3 separate regions of the Mus musculus genome follow, and regions 1 and 2 are each linked to region 3. The links are chromatin loops, found by intact Hi-C in ENCODE. Cell type or tissue: heart. All regions are shown on one strand.

The links. A loop is a pair of places that touch in the nucleus more often than their neighbours do. Peaks named below come from ENCODE experiments on the same cell type or tissue, not always from the same donor. Only the 100,000 strongest peaks of a DNase experiment are listed, where the experiment ranks them.
Region 1: it touches region 3 in a loop (7-fold over the local background); 16 of 42 quality-filtered maps call a loop at or near these places.
Region 2: a loop joins it to region 3, with 5 times the contacts of the local background. A loop is called at or near these places in 3 of 42 quality-filtered maps.

Annotation. Positions count from the first base shown.
Region 1 is chr13:94,281,920-94,289,919 of GRCm38, forward strand. It overlaps Scamp1 (secretory carrier membrane protein 1), which reads right to left and starts at 3,362. Exons shown (of 9, transcript NM_029153.1): 1 at 3,301-3,362. The coding sequence starts at 3,357. It overlaps Gm32089 (a long non-coding RNA gene), which reads right to left. Exons shown (of 4, transcript XR_382757.4): 4 at 7,529-8,000. In heart, no CTCF peak of the experiment used is centred here; DNase peaks (open chromatin) are centred at 2,762 and 3,532; H3K4me3 peaks cover 2,436 bases; H3K27ac peaks cover 2,031 bases.
Region 2 is chr13:93,768,997-93,776,996 of GRCm38, forward strand. Arsb (arylsulfatase B) reads left to right here and starts at 2,683. Exons shown (of 8, transcript NM_009712.3): 1 at 2,683-3,096. The coding sequence starts at 2,782. In heart, a CTCF peak has its summit at 3,221 (motif pointing left); DNase peaks (open chromatin) are centred at 2,715 and 3,195; H3K4me3 peaks cover 1,819 bases; H3K27ac peaks cover 1,706 bases; H3K27me3 peaks cover 490 bases.
Region 3 is chr13:94,354,217-94,362,216 of GRCm38, forward strand. Ap3b1 (adaptor-related protein complex 3, beta 1 subunit) reads left to right here and starts at 4,744. Exons shown (of 27, transcript NM_009680.3): 1 at 4,744-5,015. The coding sequence starts at 4,888. Gm9776 (predicted gene 9776) reads right to left here and starts at 4,707. Exons shown (of 1, transcript NR_045619.1): 1 at 2,531-4,707. In heart, no CTCF peak of the experiment used is centred here; a DNase peak (open chromatin) is centred at 4,745; H3K4me3 peaks cover 2,329 bases; H3K27ac peaks cover 1,705 bases.

The DNA of each region.
Region 1 (8,000 bases), 72 kb before region 3:
ACACACACACACACACTCTCTCTCTCTCTCTCTCACATACACACACAGTAAGACATTTTTAAAAACAAACAACCTTATAAGGAACTACCAACAATGGACTAGGTACCTGACCACCATACAGTCTAACACCAAACACAGAAGCCATCTCGCTATCCACAGACCTAACCAAATATATCTCATGATGTAGCCAAGCTCTCAATTCTGATTCTCCTGGTGTCTTAAATGTTACTTCCATTATTTATCTAATTCAATTACATTAAGTCAGAAAAACATATTAGAAAGCCTAAAGATATCTTTGCCCCTTATTAATGTCGCCCTCTGAAAAAGCGTCCTTCCCTCTACCCTTACTCATTTAACTTTTGCTCAACTACAGAAGTCTCTATATTAGCCTCTGCTTTCACCCTGCAGACATGCCTGACCTCTGAATTAGACTAGTATCCACCAAATTAGGAATGCTGCTCCAATATCTGTTGGTTACGTGGAAACTGAACCGAGTAAGGCACATATAGCAACTGTTCCCAAGCTACACATTGAGTATGCAAAAAAAAAAAAAACTTTTATTTTATTCTACTTTGGGAGACAGGGTCTCTCCATGTTAGCTCTGGCAGGCCTACAACTCACTACATTAACCATGCTGGCTTCAAACTTGGTAATCCTCCTGCCTCCACATCCGGAGTGCTGGGATTAGGCATGCATTTCTATGCACATCCCTTTTCTGGCTTTAAAGTCACATTTTAACAATTCAAAAACAATGTTGTTTTTTTTAAATAAATTTCACAAAATTTAATATTGTTTTGAATTACCATAGATTTTTTAGTTCTTTCAACTTCCTCATGCATAATAAAAGACCCTGAAATGTCATAAAGCCATTCACTGGGCCTACCACAGTCACTGGGGTAAAACAGGTGCTCAAAGAAGACACAGGAACTGAAGGCAGCAAAGCAATAAAATCAAGTAAGCCTTAGATCATCTTAGGAGATTCAATTCTGAATGATTTTCAGGGCTCAAATAAAGATGCTTACAAAAGTTTCCTAACACAACAGTGCCGGGTGAAAACAACATCCCAGAGGCCTGAGGTGTGCTGACGAAGGCCGCTAATCCAATGATCAGGAGTTCAAGGCCAGCTTTTGTTACAAGAGTCTCAAAAAACAAATACACAAACCAACACCAAGGAGGAATGAACTATGGAGCATGGATAACAAAATGTCAACACCAAGATTTAAAAAGAAAATCGACCAGAAAGTAACAGTAAGAGTCCTGGGAACTTTGTAAACAAGGGCATGAAAAAGAAATAGTATTTCAAAAGTCACTTCTACCCAAAATGAAGCAGAAGGAAAACAACCTCCTGTAGATATAAAGGTTCCTTTGAGAGACAGAAGGGTAACTAGTTACAAATGCAAAGATAAAGCCAGGGACACTGTCTGTGGTGTGACAGTCACTACAAGTGGAGAACCACGGTACAAATACTCAGCCAAACCTCCTTAGACACAAATTATCCAGACTTTAGAACATTCTATGGACTTGGATAATCACTGTCCTGAATGCATCTCCTTACAGAAACAGAAAATGTTAATCATTTTCTTCCATGATTAATACTTAAAACCTATATGTGTTTAGAATTATCACAGCAACCTTATGCCCAGCAGAAACGGGAGGTGTCATGGTAAGATCACATATTACAAAATATCAATTTGTGATAAGAAGCTAGGATCTTGCCCTAACAAGAGACTAATATGAAAGGAACTGTGAACTGGATGTCCAGATATAAAACCAACAGCCTTGTGGTTAGATGCTTAAAAACAGCATCACTGAATTATCTAAGTTAGGAGAGACTAATGGGCTCTTAATGTTTCATCTCTAATTATTTTTAAATGACACTCACTTGACAAATTATGAAATGTTTCTTTTGGATATCCATAATATCAGAATAATCCAATTTTCACTACATGGAAGTGAGTCCAATAGTAAATGAAACAAAAACTTCAGGGGGTTGAGGGAGCATGGACCGCCCTTTAAAGTGTACCTGAGCCTTTTATCTGCAATTACAGAGTTTGGCAGGCTGAGGTAGAAGGAAAGAAAGTTCCAAAGCCAGGTACACTACCTAGTGAGACCCTGTCTCAAAACAACAATGAAAACCAAAACAAAAAAGCAAATGAATAGATCGGGAGGACCAGGTGTTGAAAGTTACAGTCAACTCAACCATAACAGCTTTCTCTGTAGTTTTGCAAAATGAGTCCAGCTGTCAGGTATAAGGGGGATAACTTCATTAAAAGAATCCTTCATGAAGACATGAGGTTAAAACCATCAGAACAGGGGTGCCTTTTGCTTCAATATTGCAGGTAAGCCACAAAAGGACTAAAAAGAGGTAAACCCAACAGGCCAGAAGCAGCACTTGGGTGCCCACAAATTAGTTCCTACTTCACCTTTGAGACTACAAATTAAAGTTTGAGCTGCACACAGTCAGAGCAATTAAGAAAGAACTAACCAAGCCAACAGTTGGAAGAAATTGCCTTGCTATGCCTCACAGTCTTTAAGAAAACCAAAGTACTTTTCAAGGCAAAGTTCTCGGACGCGGCATTAAATTTTAGAGCAGATGCCTAACATTTAAATGGCCTGCCTAGGCATTTATTTCTATGCCAAGCCCTTCTGAGGCTTGGGATCCGATCAGGTCCACTCCATGAAGGAAAGAGCTCACTCACGTGAGGAACGGAATCCTCAAACAGCTCGGATCCCCGGTGACGCACTCCCAGCTTGGAAAATGGCCCAGGGTCCACCTCCCTAACAGCAGCTAGGTGGGGAGATGCCCGTGTGCACTATTGTTTCCAGATGTTTATTTATTTTTAACTTCTGTTTGATGCCCGTTCCCCTAAACTGGGCCCGGTGGGGAAGGGGGCCTCTGGCAGCGCCACTGGTGGCTCTGGGAGCAACCGAGTTTTGATAATAAAAAACACCCCTTTATCCTTTTATCGCAGCGTCCGTGTATCCGCGCCTCTCTCCCGCACACCTTGGCCGTCACCGGCACGCAGCGCCGGTGCCAGGTCCCCATGACAACCCCAGCCCGGGCGCCCCGGCCTCCCGGCCCCCGCCCCGCGGCCCGCCGTGCCGACCGGACTAGTGGCGGCCACACATGCCCCGCTCCGCTCCGGACCCGGCTCCCGGTCCGGCCGGTCCGCGGCCCGGTGCGAGCCTCCTGGCTGGTGGCGCGGCCAGTGGTGACGCTGCGTCCCGAGACCCTCCCGACAGGGCCTCCACGGCCACCGCGACGCCCAACGCGGGCCAGGGCCGCGGCCGGGCGCTCACCTTGAACGGGTTGTTGAGATCCGGATCCGCAAACGGGTTGCTGTCAAAATCCGACATTGCCCCGGCACTGCGCGTCACCCACCCGAGCCCGGCGCCGAGACACAGACGAGGCGAGGCCGCCGCCCCCCTGCGCGCTCACGTCGCCGCCGCCGCCGCACAGATCCGGGTGCAGCTCGCGGGCCACCGAGCCGGCCGTGCCACTGAGCATGCCCGGTGCGGCGGAGGCCCGCGGCGCCCAGCCATCCGGCCGTCCCTTCCCGCCTGGATCTGCGCTCCGGGCTCTGCCTCCGACCGAAGGGCGAGCGCAGGCGGAGGGCAGGTTCCAAGCCCCGGGCCGTGGACCCACCTAGTGCGGCTTGGGGAAGGGGTGGTGGCCTGTGTAGGGGAGGACGGTGCGCGCAGGTCCCACGTGGCAGGTGGGGGAGACAAGACTTGGAGAGCGAGTAGCTGAGGTGCGAAAACATCCGCCGCAGACACCAAAGATTCCAGACCCCAGAGAGGATAGGAACCCTAAAGCAACTTAAAACATCGCTGCCCGACACACCCCAACCTGGGAAACCCAGCCGGTCCTCCGATCCCAGGTTACTGCGAAGTCACGGAAAGCGGCTTCGCGCTGAGGATCCGGAGTTGCTCCAAGAAAAGGCAACATTCACTGCGGGGAGGGGGGGGGGGCAGCCTCTGTCTCCCATCCTCCCTCCCCACTCATAAATAATGGGGGGTGGGGGCACGTGGGACGGCCGAGTAGGTGGCAGAGTCTATCGACCCAGACCCTCAAGTTACTGATAATGGAAGAGAAATTGTTGACGTTTATTTTCAGGCATTTGGATGCAGAATACACACCTCCTAATATTTGCCTTTTTTCTTCCAAGTGCCGGGAATGATTATTGAAAACTACAGTAAATGACATATCAGTCATTGCACCACCCGGAACTTGTTGAGAGGACATGGCTTTCTCAACTCTATCCTTCCTTCCACTTTTAACAGAAGGGCACTTGGGTGAACCCAGAATTATTTTTATTTGGCAGGGACCTAAGAACTGGAAAAACCCAGATTTAATTATCCATAGCTTTTTGAGGGCCTTGCGCTAGGCAAAGTCACCTAGGCAATAATAACTTTCCCCAATGTGAAAGCGCACCCACCCACCCACGCACAACGTGCTGTAGTCTGGTAGAATCCAGGTTGGGATGACAAAGCAGCTGCTTCTAAGGCAGCCAACTAATTAGGAAGTAGGCATCCAACAGTGATCACCACAAGGTGGAAAGAATCTAAGATTGGGGGCTCTGCTCCCAGATCCTCGGCAGCTGCCTGTACCTGGTTCTGACTCAGGGTTCAGCACCTGTTGAAATCCAAGCTCAACTACAAAAGTTACTTTGTGCTCCTGTGCTAACCTCTCTGAGTGTTAGAGGCTAAAGAATAAGTATGAAAAACTGCGTAAAACGTGCCCCGCATGTCTTTAAATCCAGGTAAATATTGGCTGAACGTGTGCAAACAGCGAGGGTACCTACCCTGCCCCTTGTTCTGTGGGTTGTCTCATCTCTCCTGAACCTGACCTTATCCAGCTGATTCCCATTGTTTGGGCTCTCAATCCTTCCAAGGATCCCCCAGATGACTCAAGTATTCAGACTATTATACTTAACTTCTGTGTTCCAAGCCCATAGAGATCAGCTGAGCATGCAATGCCTGGTGGAAATTTCCAACTGTACTCTCTCTCGCTCTCTCTTTTTTTTTAAGCTAAAGATGCACTCACTGCTCCAACCCCACGGAGTTCCTGGGCAGACACCCAGGCCTGTGCGTCTCCTAGCCCCAAGAGTTTGCATTAGGGTTCCCAAATAGGGACCCTGCATCTTCATTTTTAAAAAGGTCTTTATATAAATGTTATTGTGTATAAATTCCTAAAACAGGTTCAAAACATAACTATGGGCTGTTATGATTTTGTTTCCTAGTACTGGCATTAAAATACCCTGGCAGAAAGCAATCCCAACAGAAAGGAGGTCTATTCGGCTCACATTTCAAGTTGTCTATTGTTTCAGTACATCAAGACAGGAACTTGGAGCAGCTATTAACTCAAATGTAAGGAATGATGGTGCCCACGAGGGTCTGGCTCTTCCTATATCAATTAACATAACCAAGCCAGTCCTGTGCAGCATGCCCATTGGCCAAACTACTCAGGCAATCCCTCATGAAGCCCCCTCCTTCCCAATGGTTCTATGTGTGTCAGACTGACAACCGAAACTATCCATGGATTCGGCTTGACTTTGTTTAGTGGTGGTGGTTTTGTCTTCTCCTACCAACTTTGTATTCTCAACATTATTACGTACACTCTAATGCCACACCTATCCCTCAGTCTTGCCAACCTTCTTAAGCTCTTGCTGTCCTGACACTGGAGAAACAGGGTATGACCCATGTCCCCAGCCTGTTTTCCTCTCTGGGACATGTGCAAAGTTACTAAGTAAGCTGTGTACTTGCCAAGGAGACTGCCTAGGGCTTCTTCACCATGACACAGAAATATTGTCACTTTTTATTTGAACGGTGATGGTAGAGTGGGGGAGGGGCTTGAAAGCATGGCCTAATGGAAATCCCTCCACATTAACTGTTTCTCCAGCATTATTTTGAAAACTGCAAGACTCGTGGCGTGGTCTGTGAAGGGCCTCACTCATTCATTAGTTGTTCTGAAACCAGACATTACAGGTCCAGGAAAGACCCTGACCCTTTCGAATCAGGACAGGTCCAGTCATTTAGGGATGCACTTTAGTCTGGTCATTAGTAGGGGAGGAAGTGAATCGGGAGATGGGAAGCAGGCTGCTGCTTTTTCTAGGCTCTACCTTCTGAATTGGGCAGGCCAAAAAATGACTCAGAATTGGTTTGGGGTCTCAGCTATTTGTGACCTGGGTCATAGCACCTTTCCCATCTGAGTTTCCAAGGCTAGCCCATCACCAATTAACCTTTCTTTCTTTTGGGAAGGGGTGGCTTGGGTTCCTGAGCCCTCTAAGTGCTAGGATCACTGGCTTGCACCACTCACCCAGTTTAACAAGTATTTCCTGAACCCTACTGAGAGGTAAGCAGTGTTCTAGATGTTGTGGATAACACAGTTTACCAGATACAAGAGGAGGGCCTGTGGAAGCCATCGAGACACCTCAGCAGATAAAGGTACTTGCCACACAAGCCTAGCAACCTGAGTCCAATCCCCAGAACCCATATTCCAGAAAGCTGTTCTCAGACCTCCTGGCATAAGAGAAAGAATGAAAGAGTATGCCATCCCCACCGCCCATTGCTCTCCGGAAGCACGTGCACAAGTGGAAGTCAGAGGACGATTCGGGCCTTGCTCCCCTTTTCCCATCAGATGAATTCCAAGGATTCAATTCAGGTTATCAGCCTTCGAGGCAGGCAAATTCACCTGCTGAGCCATCTCACTGGCTCCTTATTCCCAACTTTTACTAGGTGTGTAGAACTGGAGTGGTATTGTTTAAAAAATGATATATAAAGCACTTCTGTTTGGCTTTGGGATTGCTGTTTATTTGTTTGTTTGTTTGTTTTATATGTATGAGTGCTTGCATGCATGTATGTATATGTACGCCATACTAAGAACTTGTGCTTGGTGCCCATAAAGGCTCCCCTGGCACTGGAGTTAGAGATGTTTGTGAGCTGCCATATGGGTGTTGGGGACCAAACTGTCTTGCGCGCGCGCCCTGACTTGCCAGCAAGAACGATGCTGCAACAGGATCCTTCTACACACATTTATTGGGAGAGCTTGATTGCAGAGGCAAAGAGACCCCAAGCCCAGAACTGGTGCTGCTTATATAGGCCTAGGAGAGGTGTGTCTCACACCCGGATTGGTTATGCATGGGTTATGCTTACCACCTCATTTGCATGTCTCACATCTGATTGGTTAACATGTCTCTCATCTGATTGGTTAATTCTCAAAACCTCATCTTGGCAAAAAAACTTTACTGCCTATGTATGCGTGGTGGCCAGCGGTAGCCAACACCACCCTGCAACGGCACATGTGGCTTTCCCACAAAACTGGTCCTCTAGCAGGTGCTCTTAACAGTTGAGCCATCTTTCCAGTTCTTTTATTTGCTTTTGGGGATAAGGTCTCATTACTTAGCCCTGGCTGCCCTGGAATCACTGTGTAGATCAGGATGGGCTTGCAACTCAAAGATCTGTCTGCCTTCTGAGTACCGGGATTAAAGGGGTGGGCACAATACCGGAATTTTTTTTTTTTTTTTTAAGAATCTGCTTTTTCCATTTTCAGATAGAAAAGCCAACCAATCATCAGTGAGAATAGACTTTATCAAATCTTAGGTCCAGCTCCTTATCTGTACTATCTCTGCTCCAGGAAGCGTCCTCGTTTAATTCTTCCTTTCCCCTACAAATTCCATAAAATCTTTTCAGGATATTTATTGTCCTGACCATAGCCAAATCTTCATTTTGCACCCCCACCACTGGACCACAGCACCTGGAAAGCAAGAACTGTATGTTTTCATCATTGTGTCTTCTCCATCATCTGGCACAATGCTACCAAGAGTGGGCAGAAAGAAGGGAGGGGAGACAGGAAAGAAGAAAAGAGAGAAGGAGGGAGGAAGGGAGGGAGAGACGGAGGGAGGGAGGAAGGGAGGGAGGGAAGGAGGGAGGGAGGGAGGGAAGGAGGCACAGTTTCATCTGGGGCTTCTCTTCTTTGCTGACATTCTGGAAATTCCTTC
Region 2 (8,000 bases), 590 kb before region 3:
ACCTGACTGCTTGGGAGCTGTGGATTGACCCCTTGGCAGGCCCAATCAGCACGATCATGTTAACCCTAAATCCTTATGATCATGTTAACAATAAATCCTTATGATCATGTTAACCCTAAATCCTTATGATCATGTTAACCCTACTCCTTGGTCCCTGCCTTTCAGCCGTCTCACTAAGCCTTTCCAACAAAGACTTACAACTTTCACATCCTGGAAGGTCACTGAATTCTTCACAGCAGAAAACTACCAGGTCTTATCCCATCTGGAAGCTCCCTCAACCTGCCCCTGCCAATGTTGAGTTCAGCCAGAAGCAGCCTCCCTAAAACCATGATGTCTCCCTCTTTTTCTTTTTTCCCTTCTAGGGTTGGGATATATTGGTGTCATGAGACATTGGGCCAGGCTGTACCGGGCAAAAGCCCCAAGCCATAAAGAGTGACTTAGCTCTACCCGACCATTTCAGAGCCACCGAGAGAAACGGTATGCCCAGATGCTGAGAACAACCCACTTGCTCCCAATCAAACTAAACCAATTAGCTATAACTTCCTGGTTGCACTGTGCATGTACGTGTGCAAGTACGTGTGCATGTGTGTGTACATGTGTGTCTCCTAGCCCTGGTAAATGCACTCAGTCTCCATCCCTTTGAAAAGGTAGGGCCCCTCCGTGTTCTAATAAAGCAGTGTCACTCAGCCTGTTCAAGTGTGTGTGTGTGTGTGTGTGTGTGTGTGTGTGTGTGTGTGTGTGTGTGTGTATGTGTGTTGGGGGGGGTGCAATTATGTTAAAGGATTATGGCATATTGATCAAAGCAAGAATCCAAGAGTTCACAATGAACTAAATACATAAGAAACTCAGAAACTCATAGAAAGGACGCTAAAAGGTCACTATTGGTAGCCATCCTAATTATAATCTATTCACACAAGAAATGAAAGCCAATAAGCAAAAGTTTGAGTACTACTTAGTAATTACAAGGGGGAGATGGTAACTCTGCAGTGGAGACCTGATGCCAGTAACACAGGGGTCCCACAAAAGAGCAAACCAACACTGTTCCTCTCTGTCTGAGGTACCAGGCATCACCCCACATCACCTTCCTGTACTCTTGTACGAAGCTGTTGCCTGAGTGAAATCCAAAGGAAACACCAAAGGAACACCAGTAGAGAGATTTTTAAAAGAACCACGCACAGTATGCATGCCATAGGTCTTCAGTATACAGATGAAAATCAGACTTTTCCCACCTGCACATTGCCAGGGCACCCCCAGCTGACATGCTCAGTTGAAATGCAGGGCACGGGGATTTTGGTGGGTGCTTAGTTCCAGGAGCAGTATTACTGGAGGCTGTTTGATGCTTATCAAGGGCAGGGAAAACCTGGACCTTGGCCTGGGACTGTAATCCCAGTTCTGTCAGTGGGAGATGAAGAGGCAGGAGGACAGAGAGCTGGAGGAGCTATCCTGGGGTACATAGTAAGCACCTGCTTAAAAACAAAAAGGAGAGGACTATAGAAAACAATTATGGAGTAGAAGAATATGCAGAGACCACACTATCCCCAACACAAAAGCGAACAAACAACTCTTCTAAGATATTGTTTTTGGGTTTAAAAATGCCAAAATTTAAAACTTTCTGGCTATATTTTACTAAGGATAAGTAGTAGTTATCTACTTCAAAGAAAACTCTTATGTATGTTAAGAGGGAAACATATATTCAAGGATAATCTTTTTTTAAAAAGGAAAATTTTGGCCGGGCGTGGTGGCACACACCTTTAGTCCCAGCACTCGGGAGGCAGAGGCAGGCGGATTTCTGGGTTCAAGGCTAGCCTGGTTTACAAAGTGAGTTCCAGGACAGCCAGGGCTACACAGAGAAACCCTGTCTCAAAAAAAAAAAAAAAAAAAAACCACACACACACACAAAAGAATTTTTTTACTCTCACACAAATCACAAATGCAGAAATGAATACATCATGTGATTTCATCTAATTTATTAGTGAGAAACCGATAAGAAATTAAAATTGGTTATAAGGAACAATACCACAAACGCCCATCAGCCAACCGCATGGAAGTCAGTTGAGTACATCAGCAATAATTACTTTTCAAGGGTATCATTCATCCAGAGCTTCTAAAGCTGTAAAGTAACTCCCACGGACTCGGCCTCAGCCAGAGAGGGTGTGTCCTTCAGGCAGCGCACATTTTTTCTCTCTCCACCTAACAGTTATCACTCATCTCTAGACATTGAGTAAGCAAGTAGACAGTCTTAGGTGGGCATACCCCGAATGTCTTGAAATGAAACTTCACCATTTCATTTTAGATTCTGGGCAGACAGAATGAATGTGTTTGGCCCACTGATGATGGGAAGGAAGTGGCTTCATGGGTACACACTGCACAAAGGAATCTGAAACACCATCTGCACCACCTCTCTTCTCTCATCTGTAATGGTCCAAACCATTACAGGGTTTCTTCTGGGGATAAAAGGAGCGCTAACTATAGTGCTTAGCTGTCAAGTTTGCGGCTAGATTTAATCAGATAAAGGTTGTGAAACAGCTTTGGAACTTGTGGCTCTCGAGTTCATGGCTAAAATAAAGAACGGGCCTCTGGGCCTTGGAAGGACCGGCTGAGTTCGCCCGCGCGCTCTGTGCGGCTCCTCCCCCGGCCCCCGCGGGAGGCGGAGGCCGTGGACGCCGGCCCTCCCCAGCCCGCGGCCCGCCCAGGTGGATGAAATCTTGCTGGGGAGCCCGGCCGCTCAGTTCCCGATTCTGTCGGGGGTGCCCGCAGCACGGGCTCTGCAGGCTGCTAAGGATGGGCAAGCTTAGCCCGTGCACTGGCAGGAGCCGGCCTGGAGGTCCCGGGCCGCAGCTGCCACTCTTGCTGCTGCTGCTGCAGCTGCTGCTGCTGCTGCTGTCGCCGGCCCGGGCCTCCGGAGCTACCCAGCCTCCGCATGTGGTCTTCGTGCTGGCGGACGACCTGGGCTGGAACGACTTGGGTTTTCACGGCTCGGTCATCCGCACGCCGCACCTGGATGCGCTGGCGGCCGGCGGCGTGGTCCTGGACAACTACTACGTGCAGCCGCTGTGCACGCCCTCGCGGAGCCAGCTGCTCACCGGCCGCTATCAGGTACTAGGCGGCCTCCAGCCCCGCGTGACCCCGCGAGCCCGCCAGCTCAGTCGGACCGCGCTCGACAACCCTGGCTTCCCCAGGCTGCTGCCTAGGGCCACTGCGCATGCCTGACTTCCTCCTGGTGGCCGAAGGCAGGAGTGGCTTTCGTTTTCTCTAGGTCAGAGGAGAGCGGGGTTTCTGGGATCTCGAGGTGCTGTGTCTGTGAACCCCCAAAGAGAAGGATAGACGAGGTCCTGAGGAGAAAGGATGGAGAAGAAAAGGGAGGCCCAAGGAGCTCCAGAGGGCCATTAAAGTGAGAGGCTGCACTGGGACGGACCCTAGTGACTGACGCGGTGTGTCATAGATCAGGAGTGACCTACTTGAGCCAGGAGGATAGGAAGCCATGTAGATGGGAGTTTCAGAGATTAATTTAGAAACACTAAAAAGACTTGGGATTGTTGACAAGGGACGCATCACCCGAAAAGCCTTCAGTGAATGAGCGTGGGGGTGGGGTATGTGAAAGATCTTAAGCTTTCTCTCAGCCCCTGTTGTACCTGGGAGTCAGGCCACAGGTGAGATAAGGTGCACCCCAGGCTCCTATATCTTTCCTTTACTAAGTTACCCCCTTGCCTATAACTATGCATATGTCAACAACGTGGAAATTCCAGCACCCACGCTCAGATCCTCCGCTGTGCATGGCTAACAATGGAAGTCATTTCCAGGTTCTCCGTACCCCTACAATGAAAATAAGGGTGCTGATATTTCTTCTACCTTTGAGGGTGAATCCAGCCCACATGAGTCTCTTCACTGCCCCTTTAGAGAGTATGTCCCCCACAGAGTATGTGTATGTTAAATGACTGGGAACAGTAAGAACGTATCTTGTAGTGTTTTTATTGTACTGAAACGTTTTTAAAAACCACTTTATGAGGTAGTTATCTTGAACGCCCTTTACAGGCGAGGAGATAGCTTGCCTAAATTGGATGTCAGCGGGGGAGTCACACGGCTATAAATTGCAATCCTTAGTTTCCTGCACCTACTCGTCTCAGACCTATGAAATTAGGCTCCCCTCAATCCAAGTTTGGTGGGTTTTTAAAATCCTGATGTGATTATGATCAAATTAAATTTAATAACTTTTAGTGGTTACTGATATTCTCTGTCTCTGTCCTTTCTTCCCTTTCTCCCCTTCCTTCCTTCCTTCCTTCCTTCCTTCCTTCCTTCCTTCCTTCCTTCCTTCCTTCCTTTCTTTCTTTCTTTCTTTCTTTCTTTCTTTCTTTCTTTCTTTCTATCCTACACACACAGTCACAGTCTTCTGGCCTTTCTTCATACAGAGATTTAGACAACATGGTGTTAGTATGGCTCTCGATACAAGTCAGCCAAAGATGTCAGATAGCAGATACTCAAGGAAACACGCGTTAGCAGTAAATATAAGTGTGATGCACTCCACTGTGTAATGGGTTATAAGTGTTTATTCAGCAAGCATTTTGAGCTTACTGCCCTCCTACATATGTGTCTACAGAACCTCTCGGATCAAACCTCATGTTCTAAAAATGGTTCCAGCAGTGATTCAAAGACTGAAGAGAGAAGGTAATATTTTTCCGAGGGACTCAGAAATATCTGTAGGCAGAGTTTACTGTGGAGCTAAAGCGTGGTTTGCTCTCCCACTAGCAATAAGGGCATCCCAGGGAATCCAGCAGGCTGCTGTGTTTAATCAGCTAGTCCCCAGGCCAGAGCGAGTATCTCCCAGCACACAGTGGGAGTCTCCACACCACTGCTCCTCAGAAGTAGGGTGAGGTGGTTCTGCATTTGCTCTGAAGATCAAGAACTGGACTCACGTTGCAAAATAATGGAGGGTCTGTTTATTTATGCAACATCCTCCTAACAGACATGGAGAGAAAAACAATTCCTGCATGTCATGCCTCACTTACAGGATTGATTGCTTTAACCCCTAATGTGCTACATCTGCCAAATGCTTGAAAATACCTGAGTATTGGAAGTAAAGCTGTGGTTAATAGTTAAAGGAAAAAGAGAAGTTGTGTACTTCAAAGCCATCTGAGGCGTCTCAGAGGAGCTGACTCAAACACAATCTGTTGCGGACATCACAAGATCCTATTAAGGATTACTTTGCTTAGTGATATACTTTTACTGGAGTCTACCAACGATCGTTGCTTTCAAATACCACATGTTGGTACATTCTCAGTACCTTTCTATTGTGCTTCAAAAGCTAATTAAAACAGAATGGTTTTTATACTTAAGTAATTTGAAACTGACGGCAGTCTCATGTTTAAAATCATTGTAAGAGCTGAAAGAAAATATTTGGGCTGGGCAGTGGTAGCACTCGGGAGGCAGAAGCAGGAGCATCTGTGAGTTCAAGGTCAGCCTGCTCTACAGAGTTCCAAGACAGCCAAAGCCACACACAGAGAGACCCTGGCTTGAAAAGCCAAATACACCATATTTTGGGTCTTCCAAATAATCAAGTATTTTCTCCCATAGCAACCTCTTTATGTTTCTTGGAGTCATAGTGACTTAGTAGTGGAGATAGTTCTGAAATATCCAAATATTTTTCTTTGTAATATCGGTGTTGTTCTTTGAAACTGGCTTCTAGTGTTTTTTTTTAAAGAATTATTTATTTTTTTTGTTTATGAGTACACTGTAGCAGTCTTCAAACACTAGAAGAAGGCATTGGATCCCATTACAGATGGTTGTGAGCCACCATGTGGTTGTTGGGATTTGAACTCAGGACCTCCGGAAGAGCAGTCGGTTCTTTTAACCACTGAGCCATCTCTCCAGCCCCTGACTTCTAGTTCTCCTGTTATGATGTTATATTTATACTAAAGAGCAGTGGTTTGACAGTTTTAAAAGCTATGTTATTAGCACTGCTTTATAACAGGGTCGTGTAAGCTGAGGCTGGAAGAAGGTAGATATGTTGGGAGGAAAGGACTTGGGTGGCAAAACACTTGCCTTACCAGCATGAGGTCTTGACTTCAGATCTCTAGAAACCACAGAAAACATCAGGCTGGTGCCACATGTCTAATCACAGTACTGGCAAAATAGGAGGTGGGTCCTTGGAAGGTCATCGGCCAGCTAGACTGCTCTCTCTCTCTCTATATATATATATGGTAGAGTTCAGACCAATGGGAGAGCCTGTCTTAAAACAAACAAGTGAAAGGTGCCCGAGGGCTGACACCTTAGGTTGTCCTCTGGCTTCCACAATGGGTGCTGTGCATGTACATACCTTCACCCACATTTACACACACAGCCACATTTACCATTCACACAGAAGAAATGTGCCCAAGGCCACAGGGCTAAGAAGTGATGGATTGCTTATGAACCAGGCAATGTGCTCAGAATCAGTATTTATAGCAACTATATCTTGTTTCCTCCTTAGAAGTGTTAAAAACATCAGCAGTGTACCTTCATACTTAATAATATCTTTATAATGTTTAACCTTTTAGCTACTCTTAAATATCTCTATCTGAAAAGTGAATCAAAAATTGCCCATGTTAAGTGCAAAATGGGAAATGAATCTTATTTCTGAAAGAATCACTCAGTACAAGAAAATGAACATTTTGTTAACTATTTCAAAGTTAGATACTTATAAGAACTAGTCGAGAGTCCTGTCTGTGACCTTGGCAGTTGTGACGGTTGGTTCTAATTGTCAACTTGATAGTCCCTTGGGAAGCCAGTCTCAGTGAGAGATGCCTATATCAGTAACCTTGTGGGCAGTTGTCCTGATTGTTCACAACAGCCACTGCACTGGCCACATTCCCTGAGTCTGGATCCTGGGCTGGGGAGATGGAGAAACTGAGCTGGCTTGGAAGCATGCGTTCATCTCTTTCAAGCGCTCGATTGTGAGTGTGATGTGTGTGTTTGATTGGTTATCTTAAGTGCCTGCCTTGACTTTCCTCTCCAGATGGACTGTAACTTGGAATTTCAACCTAAAATAGCCCTTTCTCCTCGAAGTTACTTCTTTAAGTCAGAGCATTTGTCATCACAGCAATAGAATTAAAACTAGGATGTCAGTCACACTAATGTTTAGAGAACATCTGTCAAAGTAACTTTTATTTGCCTGAGGTAACTGTTGTCTCCGAAGCTTACTGCCTCAGCAAACCTAGACGCAGTTCTGGAAGCTTCTAGCCTCTGTACAATCTTACCGGGGTCTAGAATGTTTTCAGCCTCTCAAGAGTTACTGCTGGAAAAGCAAGCTCACCCTTTCTTGTTCTTTCTGAGTCCTGGATGCCCGATTCAACTCGGTTGTTCTGGTTCCAAACTCCTCTTCACACATAACCTGGCCTCTGGCTTCCCTCAGCTTCTCTTGAATTGCTCTGCTTGACCTCAAACTAACTCAGGCAATGTGTTCTAATCTTCTGGCTCCTTCTCATTCTCTGGCTCGTTCTGTCTTTACCTGTGTCTAGCATGTCCTTTCTTCAACTTGTCTCTCTATAACTGTCCCTGTAAAACTGCCTCCTTTTTCTGTGCTGCTCTCTCTCTCTGTCTCTGTCTCTGTCTGTCTGTCTGTCTGTCTCTCTTTTAAAGAATTATTTATTTAATGTATGTGAGTTCACTGTAGCTGTCTTTAGATATACCAGAAGAGGGCATCAGATCTCATTACAGATGGTTGTGAGCCACCATGTGGTTGCTGGAATTTGAACTCAGGACCTCTGGAAGAACAGTCAGTACTCTTAACCACTGAGCCATATCCTCATCTCCTGGTTAATGGTAAATACAAAAACTAGACAGAATTCAGTCTCTCACTGAATTCTAGTGTTCTCCCTGTGACCTTTATTATCTTTAAAACCTGTCTATATGCTTTATTTTTAAGTAGGAAACATATATGGTGTAAAAACCTAAATCTGGTAAGAGGGGGTTTTTAGTTTTGTCTGTAGTGTAGTCCCTGATACTTTGTCCCTGTTCCAGTAAAATCT
Region 3 (8,000 bases):
TGTTCTCTATGGAATGTTCTCTATGGAATCTTCTACACCTGAGATTCTCTCTTCCATCTCTTGTATTCTGTTGCTGATGCTCGCATCCATGGTTCCAGATTTCTTTCCTTGGGTTTCTATCTCCAGCATTGCCTCACTTTGGGTTTTCTTTATTGTGTCTACTTCCCTTTTTAGGTCTTGGTTTCCTTACCCGGGAAAACTAAAGTCTCTGTGTCTCTGACCAGCTATTAGCCACAGGCAACTTTATTTACCAATTATAACCAACTGGAGGCAGGGACCTCCAGCGTCTTACATGTTGAATTCTAAGGAATTTTTTTGCAACACAATTAATGTAATAGAAGCAATAAACCCAATCCCCAACACTGTTGCTGTGTTAAAATGCCCCAACAAAAGCTTAAGGGAGGAGGATATACTTTGACTCACAGTGCCAGAATACAAGCCTGTTACAGTGGGGACGTCAAGGAAGCAGGGGCTTGAAGAAGACAGTAATGTGATACTCTCAGTGAGGAAATAGAGTGGTCAGTGGGTGCCATTGCTCAGCATTTCTGTTCAGATGTCTCCCAGTGATATAGTTCAGGATCTCACTCAGGATATGGAACCACCAACCACAGTCTTCCTGTCTCAATTAAAGCAGTTAAGATAATCCCTCAAAGGCATGCCTGGAAGCTCACTTCTCAGGCGACTCTGGGTTCTGCCAACTTGACAATCAACATCAATCACCACGTTCTCACTATGTAACATAGCTGGCTTCTAACTTCCTACTCTCTTACCACTGTCTCTGAGTGCTGAGATTATAGGTGAGGTGTGCACTACCATTCCTGACATTCTACCATAGAGGCAAAATTTATTTAATTCTATCTTTCTATCTATCTATCTATCTATCTATCTATCCATCCTCAAGATTTATAGCTATTTGTTCTCTGCTGACTTTAGGATCTACGTCTATTTGTACTTAGCTGGGCTAGTATTTTCTCACAGAGGCAAAATCTTTATGCCAGCAAGCACTTAAAGCAGTTAATGTTCAAACAAGGTCACTTCAAATATCTATCTATCTATCTATCTATCTATCTATCTATCTATCTATCTATCTATTGATCTATCTATGTATCTATCTATCTAATTTTGAAATGTGGTCTTACATAATCCTGGAACTCATCTAGGCTGGCCTTGAACTCATAGAGATTCTCCTGCCTCTGCCTCCTGAATGCTGAGATTAAAAACATGTGTCAACACTGCCGGCTGTTTGTTTGTTGTGTTTGTTTTAAGGTGTGGTGCTTGCTCCGTATACCAGGCTGGCCCAGAAAAAGAAGGTGGGTGCTCTTCTTTATCACTTTCTGCCTAGTTTCTTTTGGTAAGGTCTTTTTCCAACTTGGAGCTTGGTTTTCTCAGCAAGGTTTGAAACCAGCAAGCCCCAATTCCTTCCTCTGCCTAGGTCAGAACCAGTGCTATAGCCATGTGCTGGACACTTGGCTTGTGATATGGGTGCTGGGATACAAACTCTGGTCCCCTTAACTATGCAGCAAGTACTGTCAGCTGATGAGCCCTCTTTGCAACTCTCCCCTGGCCTAGGACATTTGGCGGCAGATTTTTGATGAATTTTTAAAGTTTTTTTTTTTTTTCTTAATAGTTAGTTTATTCAGATTTCTGCTTTTTCAAGTTTATAACTTATGCAAAATAAAGTTTGCATGCTGTCTTAGTCAGGGTTTCTATTCCTGCACAAAGATCATGACCAAGAACAAGATGGGGAGGAAAGGGTTTATTCAGCCAACACTTCATGTTGCTGTTCATCACCAAAGTAAGTCATGACCAGAACTTAAGCAGGTCAGGAAGCAGGAGTGGATGCAGAGGCCATGGAGGGATGTTCTTTACTGGCTTGTTTCCCCTGGCTTGCTCAGCCTGCTCTCTTAAAGAACCAAGACTACCAGCCCCCAGATGGTCCCACCCACAAGGGGCCTTTCCCCCTTGATCACTAACTGAGAAAATGCCTTACAGCTGGATCTCATGGAGGCATTTCCTCAACTGAAGCTCCCTTCTCTGGGATAACCCCAGCTGTGTCAAGTTGACACACAAAACCAGCCAGTACACCGCGATCATCAAATCATTTTGTTACTACTTCATAACTGAAATTTGCTACTGTTATGAATCATATTTGTAAATATCTGATAAGCAACACCTGCAGGACTTGTGACCCACAGGTTGAGAACAGCTGCTGTATGGGGCATTTTCTTAAGTAGTGATTGATGTAGGCCTAATTTTTTGTGGGTGGTGCCATGCCTGGCTGGTGGTCTTACGTTCCATAAGAAAGCAGGCAGAGCAAGCAATGGGGAGCAAGCCAGTAAGCAGCACTCCTCCATGGCCTCTGTATCAGCTCCTGCCTCCAGCTTCCTGTGTGAGTTCTTGTCCTGACTTCCTTCAATGATGGACAGTGATATGGAAGCATAAGTCAAATAAATCAGCCCTTTCCTTCCCACCTTGCTTTGGTCATGGTGTTCCATCGAAGCCATAGAAACTAAGACACACAGAGAGAAAATTTTATGTTTTTCTAAGGAACACAGGCTTTATATCTTATATAAAATATTCGAGGAAGGAGGAAGAAAATAAGTACTCAGTAATGTTTCTTGAGAATCATACAGCCTTGATACCCCACACCATCGAAGGACAAGGTAAACAAAATAAACCAAGACTTCCCCAACAACTTTCCAAAGTATAGGTCAACTGTTTACATGAGTCTGTATGAAAACAAAACAACCAATGAAAATAAAGCAGCTTGTTTAAAGAATGAAACTTGAGAATGGGCCCTTTTCAAGTGGGGTGTGCTGGTGCGTGGCTATAGTCACAACATTGGAAAGTTAAGGCAGGAGGATTGCAAGTTCGAAGCCAGGCAGGACTACAGAGTGAGACCCTGTCTCTAAAAACAAAATAAACCCTTTCCATAAGAAAATGAACTATTGTGGGTGGGTAGGGGAGCAGGACGGGGGGGGGGGGCCTCTGGGGGGGTATAGGGAACTTTCGGGATAGCATTTGAAATGTAAATAAAGAAAATATCTGGGCTGGTGAGATGGCTCAGTGGTTAAGAGTGCTGACTGCTCTTCCAAAGGTCCCAAGTTCAAATCCCAGCAACCATGTGGTGGCTCACAACCATCCGTAACGAAATCTGATGCCCTCTTTTGGAGTGTCTGAAGACAGCTACAGTGTACTTACATATAATAAATAAATAAATCTTAAAAAAAAGAAAATACCTAATAAAATAATAATAAAAAGAAAATGAACTATTCAAGATAAATTGGATTAACATGTCCATGTGAAAAAAAAACTCACATGAAAGATAATCATATTCATTATCAACATGAATATAAAAATTAATTAGAACACAAAAATCTATATCACATTATGACAAAATTATGAGAATGTGAGGAAATCCCTCTCATACGTAAATGGTAGGAGAGCAATTTAGAATATCTAGTAAAAGCGTTTACATTCCAAAATAAAAACAATTATATACTCAGGTATATTTTGTACTGAGGATGTGTTCACATTGTCATTACTTGACAAAATAAGCAAAGCCTAGTGTCTTCCCGTAGTAAATGAATTTATCCATGCACACCACTTAGTATAGTGTCTGGGGTATAAGCTAAGCATCATATAACACCTTGTTATGTATCATCACCATCGATCAGTCAGTCGTAGGAGAGATTCTACAAATCTATCAATATCATCAACACTGGGAAGAAACATATTTGCGATGCTCGAACACTGTCTGGATAGGTGTATTGAAAAGCTAATTAACCGCCAACGTTTGGTCAGTTTGGAGGCTGATTGCTCCTCTCTCTCCTAGCACTAAGGAGGAGCGTGTTTTCCGAGAGACAACGCAATCTTTCAGTCAAGTCGAGAAATCTTGGTGGGACCTTGGTGTTTGCCTGGTGCTACCCTTGGGTTTTGGTGATTTGCTGCAGGGCTGCAGGTATTCAGTCCTTTCTGGACCGCATGTGTAGGGAAAGAGGAACGAAGGAACGGTAGTCACCAGGGAGGCTGGTGAGGGTCCTCTTGGAAAGCTGCCCGGGACAGAAGGGTTGCAGTTCTGCAGCCAGAAACCATCCCATCTTGCTGCTTAGGTGTTGTTGGAAAGCCACTTGCCCAAGAGTGGAAGCAGGCGGCGCTCGGAGGAGAGCGCACTCCAGCTTCTGGCCCAGGCTTAGCTCGCGGCAGCTGACTGCGGGCAGGACGCAAGCCTCGAACTTCAAGTAAGAACCTCGGGCCCCAGGAAAAACTTAGGCAAAGCTTGCAGGCGGATGATCGCCTCCGCGCAGATCCTGAAAGCCTCCTCCGAAGGAGGAGCTTTCACGTCTAGAACGTCAGGCCACTCTGGCTGTGAGAGGGGCGGAAGCCAGCCTCGAGGGCTGAGAGCTTGTGGCCGCTGAAGCCAAGTTCTTCCGACCTGTGCACCGCGTTTCAGGAGCCATCGGGGAGCGATCAGTGGACAGCAGAAGAGAAGCAACGAACCCTGGAGGATCTGAGATCTCCTCCACCAAAACGCATCCAAGGGCCTCATATCCAGTTCTTTACGTGCCCACGACTCTCCGGCTGACCCGGTGCAAAACCCCAGCTTCCTGTTAAGGGTCCCGAGTGTAGCTTCCCGGCAGCCCCTAACACCCGGAGCGCGACAATCTAGCGCACCGGGAGCGGCAGGCGCGGGCCCGCACGGACACAGTGCGCACGCGCAGGGGGTGGGCCGCCCGGTCAGCCGGAGCAGTGACGAGCCCGGAAGCGCCGGCGCGCGCCCCCTCCGCCCCAGAACTAGTTTGGTTCGGTGTCCTCCGAACGCCAGCCATCCGTAGAGGACCCCGCACGCTCTCTCCCGCACCCGCCTGCTGGCCAGCACCGCCCGCGATGTCTAGCAACAGTTTCGCCTACAACGAGCAGTCGGGAGGAGGGGAGGCGGCGGAGCTCGGGCAGGAGGCCACCTCGACCATCTCTCCCTCGGGCGCCTTCGGCCTCTTCAGCAGCGATTGGAAGAAGTGAGGACCGGGGTTCGGGGTGCGGGAGCGCTGCCGGGACGCGAGGCGGCCGCCCGGGCTGCTCTCGGTTCCTGGGGAACCTCCCTGCCGCCCCCGCTGCGGTGGGTCGGTGGGTGGGTGGGTGGGGGTGGCCCCGCCGGGTGCGGGGCTTGTTGGGGACGTCTGGGGACGCCCAAGGCGGCGCCTGTGGTCTTCAAACTTTGGTGTGTGTGGGGGGGAAAAAGCAAACCAGTTGGTGAGCCGAGGTTCCACTTCCCAAACCGTTGACTGAGTTGATCTGGGCTGCGCACAGGAGTTTGAATTTTGAACTTCTAGTGAATTTGAGGTCTACAGGATCAGACCTCGAGAAAGTCATTTATTTAAAGGTGACGAGGGTATTTGGGGAAGGGAGTGGGGAGTGGGCCTGCTGCTTATTGGGACCCTATAATGTAGGGACTAAGCGGTGGTTTGGGGGTTTTGTATAAATGACAAACTTATTTTTTCTACCACCTTTGGCGTTTTTCATGTGATGATCTTTGCACCAGGGTACTTCCCCGCCCCCACTGAAGCACTGAGATAATATTTAAATAGAGTGTTGTTGTGAACCAAACCCAGTTCTAGTTCTTTACAAATAGTATGAATTTTAAAAATAAGCACCAACCGTGTATACTGATTTTTGTAAAAAGTTACTTATGGTTCGCGTCAAATACCGCCAAGAATTGAAAACATCCTTAGCGGGTTCTGTTTTAGTTTGGGTTTTACATTTTGGCGTGTTGATGGGCTGTGGATAAATGTACAGAATTATGACAACTTAGATTATTTGTCGTTCCCCTCCCTTTTCTTTCTGACAGGGTCTCACTGTGTAACCTTGGCTGGCCTGGAACTCACTAGGTAGAGCAGGCTAGCCTGAAACTCAGAGAAATCCTCCTGCCTCTGCTACTCCAGTGCACACACCACCATGCCATTACACATTCTTTTTAAATTTTTGTTCTCTTATTGTTACGCAGTATAGTAAAACATAATAGACTATCACTAGATTCTACCCACTTAAGGTAAGGAAACTTGGTTGATAGTTTTATGGATATTAAGAGGTGTAACTAAAATAATAATTGGTGGGGAAGGTGGTTAGAGACAATCTTGTTCTGTAGCTCAGGTTGGCCTCAAACTGGAACTTGCCATTCTCCTGCCTCTGCCTCCCAGGTGCTAGTAGCTGAAATTGAGATTAAGATTTGACTCTATTGATTAACATCTTGTATAAAGCATATTAATTATCTTTGTGTTCATTATTTTCAGGATATGAAAGTGTAAAACATAATAGATGTCTTCTGTCTTTGTGTGCATTTGTGTGACTGATTGATCCAACAAGGAGTTTTTGGTAACTCCACATTTCCCTCAGTAGAAGGTCTCAGTTGTTGAATTTGCCTGTGACTTGGGGTACACTTAGTCAGCCTTTCTGACGCGTAAGCATCTGAGGTGTTTTTTCCTTTTCTTTTAGATCATGTAAAAGCTTGGGCCTGATTTGGGAAGAATGCATGGCTTTCTAGTGCAGTTGATGTTAGAGTTGAGTTACAAGGAGCTAACATTGAATGCTTGTGCATGGGTATTCATAATTATCATCTGCAGTGTGTTTCTACATTGCTGGAGCTTTGCTTAGGTAAGTGCTCTGCCTCCGAGCTCCATCCCTGGTCCTCCGTCCTTAGTGGGCTGTTACTGGTGCTTCTCTGATTCCACATTATGGGTGAGGAAATTGGAGTCCAGTTGGTTAATTTGCCCAAGGTCACAAAGCTGTCAGAATTTGAACCTAGCTAGACATTATCATCTCTGTTCTTTCTTTAATGTGTTTGTTTGCATATGCTATTAACTACTTGAAATCAATGCTATTTTTAGGGAATGCATACAGCTCACCAAAAGTTTAAAACTTGAAAGTTCCAAGACAGCCAGGGCTATACAGAGAAACCCTGTCTCGAAAAAAAAAAAAAAAAAAAAAAAAAAAAAGAGAGAGAAAAAACGTTTGTCTTTTGAGATAGGATCTTACTATGTAGCCCAGGCTGGCCTCAAACTTGTAGTCCCTGCCTTAGGCTCTTGCATAGCTACTATATGACCTTGAAGCTTTCAGGAGTTGAAACACTGGCTACTGAGCTGCAGCCTGATAGAGCTAAGTGTGTAGGAAGCAGCAGACTCCTGTTCTGGAAGTGGCCACTTAATCTCTCCTGAGCGCCGGTTAAAAACGTTTGTCTTAGCCGGGCGTGGTGGCGCATGCCTTTAATCCCAGCACTCGGGAGGCAGAGGCAGGCGGATTTCTGAGTTCTAGGCCAGCCTGGTCTACAAAGTGAGTTCCAAGACAGCCAGGGCTATACAGAGAAACCCTGTCTCGAAAAACAAACAAACAAACAAACAAAAAAACAAACAAAAAAAAAGAGAAAAAACGTTTGTCTTTTGAGATAGGATCTTACTATGTAGCCCAGGCTGGCCTCAAACTTGCAGTCCCTGCCTTAGGCTCTTGCATGCTTGGATTTATAGGTGTGGCCTATCACACCCAGTTCCTTTGCTCTACTTTCAAAGTTACTCTGAAAGAGCTTCTTTTCCTTTTGTGTTTACTTTAAGATCATTTCAGGTTTTTTTTTTTGCCCCAGCCTTTGTAAGGAGAACCACTCTTTTTATGTAGAATCACTAATTATTATTTTAGTTTTTCACTTTTTACTTACTTGTGTTGGTGTGTGGGTTTGTATCGTACCCACGGAGGCCAGAAGAAGGCATTAGATTTCCCTGGAACTGGTGTCAACAGGTAGTTGTAAGCTGCCTAATATGGTGCTGGAAATGAAACTGGAAATCGCTTCTGGGAGATCAGTCTGGTCTCTTGACCACTGAGCTGTCTCTTCAGTCCAAACAGCGTTGCTGTGCTCACCTGCCCCTCCCCTCCCGTCCCCCTCCCCCTTCTCTCTGCCTTCCTCTCGACCCCTGTCCTTTCACATTCACACGCACACTTACGTTTGCACACACATTTCA